2 separate regions of the Homo sapiens genome follow, and region 2 is linked to region 1. A link is a loop called in an ENCODE intact Hi-C map of the cell type or tissue named here. Cell type or tissue: CD14-positive monocyte. All regions are shown on one strand.

The links. Hi-C counts contacts between places; a loop is a spot of excess contacts. Peaks named below come from ENCODE experiments on the same cell type or tissue, not always from the same donor. Only the 100,000 strongest peaks of a DNase experiment are listed, where the experiment ranks them.
Region 2: it touches region 1 in a loop (1.8-fold over the local background); 2 of 110 quality-filtered maps call a loop at or near these places.

Annotation. Positions count from the first base shown.
Region 1 is chr19:1,895,743-1,899,742 of GRCh38, reverse strand. No RefSeq gene overlaps it. Among named protein-coding and RNA genes, the nearest start is that of ADAT3, 7.7 kb to the left of the region's middle. RefSeq lists a silencer at 615-787 and enhancers at 1,859-2,153, 1,592-2,287, 2,295-2,424. In CD14-positive monocyte, CTCF peaks have their summits at 1,731 and 1,931 (motif pointing left); DNase peaks (open chromatin) are centred at 2,022 and 3,912; H3K4me3 peaks cover 2,050 bases; H3K27ac peaks cover 2,850 bases.
Region 2 is chr19:2,039,958-2,043,957 of GRCh38, reverse strand. MKNK2 (MAPK interacting serine/threonine kinase 2) reads left to right here. Exons shown (of 14, transcript NM_199054.3): 6 at 376-455; 7 at 761-834; 8 at 1,088-1,192; 9 at 1,296-1,351; 10 at 1,436-1,531; 11 at 1,924-2,118; 12 at 2,754-2,918; 13 at 3,781-3,824. Among named protein-coding and RNA genes, the nearest start is that of MKNK2, 9.3 kb to the left of the region's middle. RefSeq lists a silencer at 1,521-1,990. In CD14-positive monocyte, no CTCF peak of the experiment used is centred here; a DNase peak (open chromatin) is centred at 1,797; H3K4me3 peaks cover 1,693 bases; H3K27ac peaks cover 3,670 bases.

The DNA.
Region 1 (4,000 bases):
AAAAAATCAAAGTCCTAAGATTATAGGCATGAGCCACAGGGCCTGGCTAAGAAACAATGTTTTTAATTATGAAAACAAATATTTTAGGCAGGGCGTGGTGGCTCATGTCTGTAATCCCAGCACTTTGGGAGGCCGAGGCAGGCGGATCATGAGATCAGTTTGAGACCAGCCTGGCCAACATGGAAAAACCCTGTCTCTACTAAAAATACAAAATTAGCCGGGCGTGGTGGCGGGCACCTGTAGTCCCAGCTACTCGGGAGGCTGAGGCAGGAGAATCACTTGAACCTGGGAGGCAGAGGATGCAGTGAGCTGAGATTGTGCCACTGTACTCCAGCCTGGGCAACAAGAGCGAAACTCTGTCTCAAAAACAAAAAAGAAATAGTATTAGACAAAGTGTGACGAAAACTGAAAAAAATTAAGAAAGTTAAAAAAACAAAACAAAACAAAACAAAACAGGAATGCGTCCAAAAAAGGAGAGGAGTTCCCCGCAAGACCCTCTGTCTGTTTCCACATGGCTGAGGCCAAAATCAGTATCAACTTCCCTGTCACCACCTTGTTCAGCTTGTTTCTTTGCGTCAGCATCCCATTAACTTTCTGATTTGTTTGTTTGTTTGTTTTGAGACGGACTCTCGCTCTGTCACCCAGGCTGGAGTGCAGTGGCATAATCTTGGCTCAGTGCAACCTCCGCCTCCCAGGTTCAAGCGATTCTCCTGCCTCAGCCTCCTGAGTAGCTGGGACTGCAGGTGCCCGCCACCACGCCCGGCTAATTGTTTTATAGTTTTAGTAGAGATGGGGTTTCACCACATTAGCCAGGATGGTCTTGATCTCCTGACCTAGCGATCCGCCCGCCTCGGCCTCCCAAAGTGCTGGAATTACAGGCGTGAGCCACCACGCCTGGCTATACATATATTTTTTCGAGACGGAGTCTCGCTCTGTCTCCCAGGCTGGAGTGCAGTGGCACGATCTCAGCTCACTGCTACCTGTGCTTCCCGGGTTCAAGCGATTCTCATGCCTCAGCCTCCCAAGTAGCTGGGATTACAGATGCCTGCCACCACGCCTAGCTAACTTTTGTATTTTTAGTATAGACGGGGTTTCACCATGTTAGCCAGGATGGTCTCGGTCTCACCTCATGATCCACCCGCCTGGCCTCCCAAATTGTTGGAATTACAGGCGTGAGCCACAGCGCCCGGCCAAGGATGTCTCATTTATTTCACCTCCACCAGGACAGGACGTTTTGGTGTTTTTTGTTTTGTTTTTGAGATGGAGTCTCACTCTGTCCCCCAGGCTGGAGTGCAGTGACATCTCGGTTCACTGCAACCTTCGCCTCCCGGGTTCAAGCGATTCTTGTGCCTCAGCCTCCTGAGTAGTTGCAATTACAGGTGCCTGCCACCACACCTGGCTAATTTTTGGATTTTTAGTAGAGATGGGAGTTCGCTGTGATGGCCAGGCTGGTCTGGAACTCCTGATCTCAGGTGATCCTCCCGCCTCAGCCACCTAAAGTGCTAGGATTACAGGCATGAGCCACCGTGCCTGGCCTTGGTGTTTTTGTTTTGTTTTTTGTTTTTTTTTTTTTTTTTGAGACAAGATCTGCCTCTGTCACCCAGGCTGGAGTGCAGTTGTGCAGTCATAGCTCACTGTGGCCTTTGCCACCCGGGCTCAAGCGATCCTCCCACCTCAGCCTCCCATGTAGCTGGGACCACAGATGTGTTCCGTCACGCCCAGCTAATTTTTGTTGTGGTTGAAATTTTTGTAGAGTCGAGGTCTTGCTGCCCTGCTAGGGCTGGACTTTCATTCTCTGCGGTATCCCTATTGCCCAGCATGCACGTGGGCAGCCCTTGTTGCTGTTATCCTGGCAAGGCAAGTGGGATCGCCCCCGCCTCTCCTGGGAGCCCTGCACCAGCCTCTCGGACCCTCCCAAAATCAAGCGGACACGGTTGCCACCTACTGACCAAAGGCAGCTGCACCCCGGTCACGGGGCTTCCGGCCGGATCTAAGCACGTGTTTACACCCTTTCCCAGAAGGTCCACACCCACCACACTCGGCTCCGGTGGGCGGGAGACAGTGCTGGTAACAGAGAACAATCACACTCCCTCATCAGCAGTGCGGAAGTTTAAAAGCTCTGTGCTAACACTGGGGTCAAAAATGGAGTGTCACCCGGGTGCGGTGGCTCACGCCTGTAATCCCAGCACTTTGGGAGGCCGAGGCAGGTGGATCACGAGGTCAGGAGATCGAGACCACCCTGGCTAACACGGTGAAACCCCGTCTCTACTAAATATACAAAAAATTAGCCGGGTGTGGTGGTGGGCGCCTGTAATCCAGCTATCCGGGGGGCTGAGGCAGGAGAATGGCGTGAACCCTGAGATCACGCCAATGCATTCCAGCCTGGGTGACAGTGCCAGACTCCGTCTCAAAAAAAAAATTTTTTTTTTTTTTTTGCAGAGACAGAGGTCTCTCTTAGTTGCCCAGGCTGGTCTTTTTTTTTTTTTTTTTTTTTTTTTTTTTTTTTGAGATGGAGTCTCGCTCTGTCGCCTAGGAGTGCAGTGGCATGATCTTGGCTCACTGCAAGCTCCGCCTCCTGCGTTCACGCCATTCTCCTGCCTCAGCTTCCCGACACCACCCCCGGCTATTTTTTTTTTATTTTTTTGAGACAGAGTCTCGCTCTGTGGTCCAGGCTGGAGTGCAGAGGCGTGATCTCAGCTCACTGCAAGCTCCACCTCCCGGGTTCACGCCATTCTCCTGCCTCAGCCTCCCGAGTACCTGGGACTACAGGCGCCCACCACCACGCCCGGCTAATTTTTTGTATTTTTAGTAGAGACGGGGTTTCACCGTATTAGCCAGGATGGTTTTGATCTCCTAACCTCGTGATTCGCCCACCTCGGCCTCCCAAAGTGCTGGGATTACAGGCGTGTGCCACCGCGCCCAGCCCCGGGTTGGTCTTGAACTTGTAAGGCTCAAGTGATCCTCCCACTCTGCCTGCCAAACTGCTGGGATTATAGGCGTGACCTAAGGCACTTGGCGTGGAGATAGGAAGTCTCTCTCTGTGGCCCAGGCTGGAGTGCAGTGGGAGCTGATCACGGCTCACCACAGCCTCAAACTCCTGGGCTCAGGGGATCCTCCCACATTGGGCTCCGGAGTAGCTCAGACCACAGGCATGTGCCCCGACACCTGGCTAACCAAATATTTTTTTTTTTTTTTGTAGAGATGGGGTCTTGCTGTGTTGCCCACGCTAGTCTCAAACTCCTGGGCACCAGTGATCCTCCTGCCTTGGCCTCTCAAAGTATTTGGATTACAAGCTTGAGCCACTGTGCTTGGCCCCCGCCGAGACAGGACTTTTTAAAGAGATTATTAGGTTCAAATGACGTCCTGAGGGTGCGCCCAAATCCAATCTGACTTGTTTCTCTTTAAGAGGCAATTACAGCCAGGCGCGGTGGCTCACACCTGTAATCCCAGCACTTTGGGAGGCCGAGGTGGGCGGATAACCTGAGGTCAGGAGTTTGAGATCAGCCTGGCCACCATGGTGAAATCCTGTCTCTACTAAAAATACAAAAATTAGCCAGGTGTGGTTGGCGGGCACCTGTAATCCCAGCTACTTGGGAGGCTGAGGCAGAAGAATCGCTTGAACCTGGGAGGCGGAGGTTGCAGTGAGCCGAGATTGTGCCTCTGCACCCCAGCCTGGGCGAGGGAGCAAGACTTCATCTCAAAAAAAAAAAAAAAGAAATAGACCAGGCGCGGTGGCTCACGCCTGTAATCCCAGCACTTTGGGAGGCCAAGGCGGGTGGATCACTTGAGGTCAGGAGTTGAGACCAGACTGGCCAATATGGTGAAACCCTGTATCTACTAAAAATACAAAAATTAGCCAGGCTTGGTGGCGGGCGCCTGTAATCCCAGCTACTCAGAAGGCTGTGGCAGAAGAGTCGCGTGATCCCAGGCGGTGGAGGTTGCAGTGAGCCGAGATCACGCCACTGCACTCCAGCCTGGGTGACAAAGTGAGACTCTATCT
Region 2 (4,000 bases), 140 kb before region 1:
GTCACCAGGATGCTGGAGTGCAATGGCGCGATCTCAGCTCCCTGCAACCTCCACCTCCCGGGTTCAAGTGATTCTCCTGCCTCAGCCTCACAAGTAGTTGGGATTACAGGCGTGTACCACCACACCCAGCTAATTTTTATATTTTCAGTAGAGACAGGGTTTTGCCATGTTGGCCAGGATGGTCTCAATCTCCTGACCTCATGATCCACCCGCCTTGGCCTCCCAAAGTGCTGGGATGACAGGCGTGAGCCCTGCTTTCTAGAGTTGCAGGGCGTTAAGTGTGGTGAATTCCAGCCGTGGCAGTGGAGTTTCTGGCCCCTTCTCGACTATGAGCGTCCCACCAACCCAGGTGCTGTGTCCTTTCGCCTGTTTCAGATCATTGAGAAGCAGCCAGGCCACATTCGGAGCAGGGTTTTCAGGGAGGTGGAGATGCTGTACCAGTGCCAGGGACACAGGTAGGTGAGCCACCCTTGCCACCGCACTGGCCTGAGCTGTCTTTCAGTGGATGAAGGGCCTGAGTGCCACATCACCCCCAGCAAGCGTCTGTAGGGCACCCAGTTTCCCAGGCCCTGCATTCCCCTCCCTGAAGCAGGCTGGCTGACAGCCCCAGGCGGGCAGTGTGAAGCTGGCCTATTGCCCCAGTCCCAGCTTCCGGTGGACAGGCCAGCACCAAGAGGGTGGGCCCCTCCTAGGCCGGGCAGCAGGTACCCAGGGGCCTCAGGAAGCCTCAGCTCCTCTCCTGCCCCCACCCCCACCCCAGGAACGTCCTAGAGCTGATTGAGTTCTTCGAGGAGGAGGACCGCTTCTACCTGGTGTTTGAGAAGATGCGGGGAGGTACCTGGGGGCTCCAGGCTGTGAGGAGGGAGGGAGCTGGGAGGTATTACGGGATGGGGGCCTAGTGCCACCTGCAGGAGGGGGCTTGTGGGGTGAGTGTCCTGCCCAAATGGTGGCTCAGGGGTGAGGCCTTTGTGCTGGAGGAAGCCAGTGTGGGGGCGTCCCCGCCAAAGTGGAGGTGGGTGCTGGCCTTGAGGGGACTTTGAGGTGACCTGCGTGTTCCCCCTGTCCTGCCCTGCCCTGCCCTGCCCAGGCTCCATCCTGAGCCACATCCACAAGCGCCGGCACTTCAACGAGCTGGAGGCCAGCGTGGTGGTGCAGGACGTGGCCAGCGCCTTGGACTTTCTGCATAACAAAGGTAGGTGGTGACCCCGCCCGGAGTCTCCTAGGGCCGCCTGCCAAGGACTCCTGGAAGACCTCCAGACCCTCACCCCGTCGTGGTTCTGTGGCTTCTCCCCCAGGCATCGCCCACAGGGACCTAAAGCCGGAAAACATCCTCTGTGAGCACCCCAACCAGGTAGGCCAGTTCCGGCAGGGTGGCCCCGCGGGAGGGGTGGACCGCGTGGGACCCCAGGCTCACGGACCTTTTGGCCCCTCCCAGGTCTCCCCCGTGAAGATCTGTGACTTCGACCTGGGCAGCGGCATCAAACTCAACGGGGACTGCTCCCCTATCTCCACCCCGGAGCTGCTCACTCCGGTGAGGGCCCGCGGGGAGGGCTGGGGGCTCGGCCGCCTGCTCTGCGGTTGCATAACCTCGCGGAGCCTGGGCCATCCAGCAGCTCCAGGCCGCGGAGCTCGGGCTTCCGCCTAGCAACAGCCGCTGATTGGTTGGGCGGGGTGTCGCGGCGGGGCCTCGAGCAGGCGCCCCAACGCGTCGGTGTTTGGCCGGGTGGGGCGGGGCCGCGGCGGGGGAGGGGCGAGCTCTGCACCTGCTGATTGGGCGGGGGCGCGTTCCCGGCAGCCGCTGATTGGTCGGGCCCGGCGGGGCGGGGTCCGAGCCGGCTGGCGCAGGTGACCCGCAGTTACCCGGGCTCGGTTCCCACGTAATGCTGGGAAACCCCGGCTGACGCGCCCCTCCCCCGCCCGCAGTGCGGCTCGGCGGAGTACATGGCCCCGGAGGTAGTGGAGGCCTTCAGCGAGGAGGCTAGCATCTACGACAAGCGCTGCGACCTGTGGAGCCTGGGCGTCATCTTGTATATCCTACTCAGCGGCTACCCGCCCTTCGTGGGCCGCTGTGGCAGCGACTGCGGCTGGGACCGCGGCGAGGCCTGCCCTGCCTGCCAGGTGCGGCGGCCCGCGCACCCTCCTCTCCTGGGCACCCTCCTCCCCCGGGCCTGCCCTGAACACCCCCTAACCCCAGGGGACCTGCCCTGCGCACCCTCTAAGTCCAGGGGACCTGCCCCCTGACCACCCCCTAACCCTCGGGGACCTGCCCTGTGTGCTCCCCAGACCCCCGGGGACCTACTCTGTACTCCCCCTAACCCCTGGGGACCTGCCCGGTGTGCCCTACTCCCTGATGCCATCCACAGGGCAGTGCCGCCCTGTCTGCCAGTTTCCCGAAGGCTTTTCAGGTTTGCCTGCCCAAGGGAAACCCCAGACAGGGTTCAGAGAGCTGAGAGGTGGAGTGAGGCCCCTGGTTTGGGGGGATCAGGCTCAGGCTCCCTGCCCGCGGCTTAAGGCTCAGCATCTGTGGCCTGTGGTCCCTGGAACCAGGTCCCTCAGAGCTGCTTTTTTGTAAATCCAGCTCCACTTGGGTGGAGCTGACTCTCCTGGTCCGGCTCCCAGCCCCCTCTGCCCCAGGCGTGCGTGGTCTAGGGCCTGGTCTAGGGCCTGGTTGGGGTCCGGTTGGAGCCACGTGTCAGTGCACAGTATCCAGGCCCTTGGGCAGGTCTAAGCTCCCCTGTGTTCTATGTCCCCAGAACATGCTGTTTGAGAGCATCCAGGAGGGCAAGTACGAGTTCCCCGACAAGGACTGGGCCCACATCTCCTGCGCTGCCAAAGACCTCATCTCCAAGCTGCTGGTCCGTGACGCCAAGCAGAGGCTGAGTGCCGCCCAAGTCCTGCAGCACCCCTGGGTTCAGGGGGTGAGTACCAGCCGCACGGGCGGCAGGAGGGGTATGGGGGCGCTGCAGGGTGGCCTCAGAGCGAGCATGGGAAGCCCTGAGGGTGTAGCCTGGACACCCTGAGATGCACTGAGGCTTGAGAGCACAGGCTCTGCCCTGGGATGAGGGGTGCAGCCGAAATCCCCACCGCCCGCCTGTGCACGGTGCCCGCTGGCCAGCCAGGCGGCTCCCAGGAGCAGCTACTCAGAGAACCTTCCTGGAGGGTGGTGGGGACCCACAGCCTGCAGCAGGCTGGAGCGAAGCGGGCAGCGAGCCCAGCTCACATAGACCCCAGCCTAGCCTGCCGTCAGTCTCAAGCCCAGGCTGTGCCTCCACCCTTCCCTGTGTGGCCTCCAGTCGAGGAGGAGTCGGGTGTTTCTCCTGCCAGAGGTCATCTGAGCTGAGCTGCCACCCCAGGGAGTGAGGATTTACTAAAAATAGAAGCTGGGGTCACTCTGTGTCCCCAGGCGAGGGGCTGGGGGCCTCCAATCTCCTTGCAGAAGCATCCAGAGACCCATGGGTTAAGAGGGGGGCGGAGGTGGGTTTGGGCTGGGAACAGCCGGGAGAGATGGGGCTTGGGGCTCTGCCCCCACCCTCACTGGGTCCTGTAACACCAGGCCTCAGCCTGGCCCAGCCTCGGGTTCCCTGGGCAGGGGGACATGGAGCCTCACCATAGGGACCTCGGGGTGGGCGCTTGGCTCCCGGGGCACCCAGGTGCACTCCTGGTCTCCGGTGGGGTCCTGGTGATGGGATGGGCATGGCATCCCTTGGCCAGACACCCCACCCAGCGCCCCAGGCGGCCCCAGCTGCTCTCCAGCCCTGCCCCCGCCCACTCTCGTTGCAGTGCGCCCCGGAGAACACCTTGCCCACTCCCATGGTCCTGCAGAGGTAAGGCCCGCAGGGGTGCTCGGGACCCCTGAGTCCAGGGGGCGGGGTTTCCAGGTTAAGACATTTGTGAAAGACCCGGAGAACTGCTTTGGGGTCGGGGAGGCAGGCAAGCCTGGTGACTCAGTGAAGCTCCCGGTGGGGCCCTGGTGCTCAGAGGAGCCCCAGGGTGGGGGCTG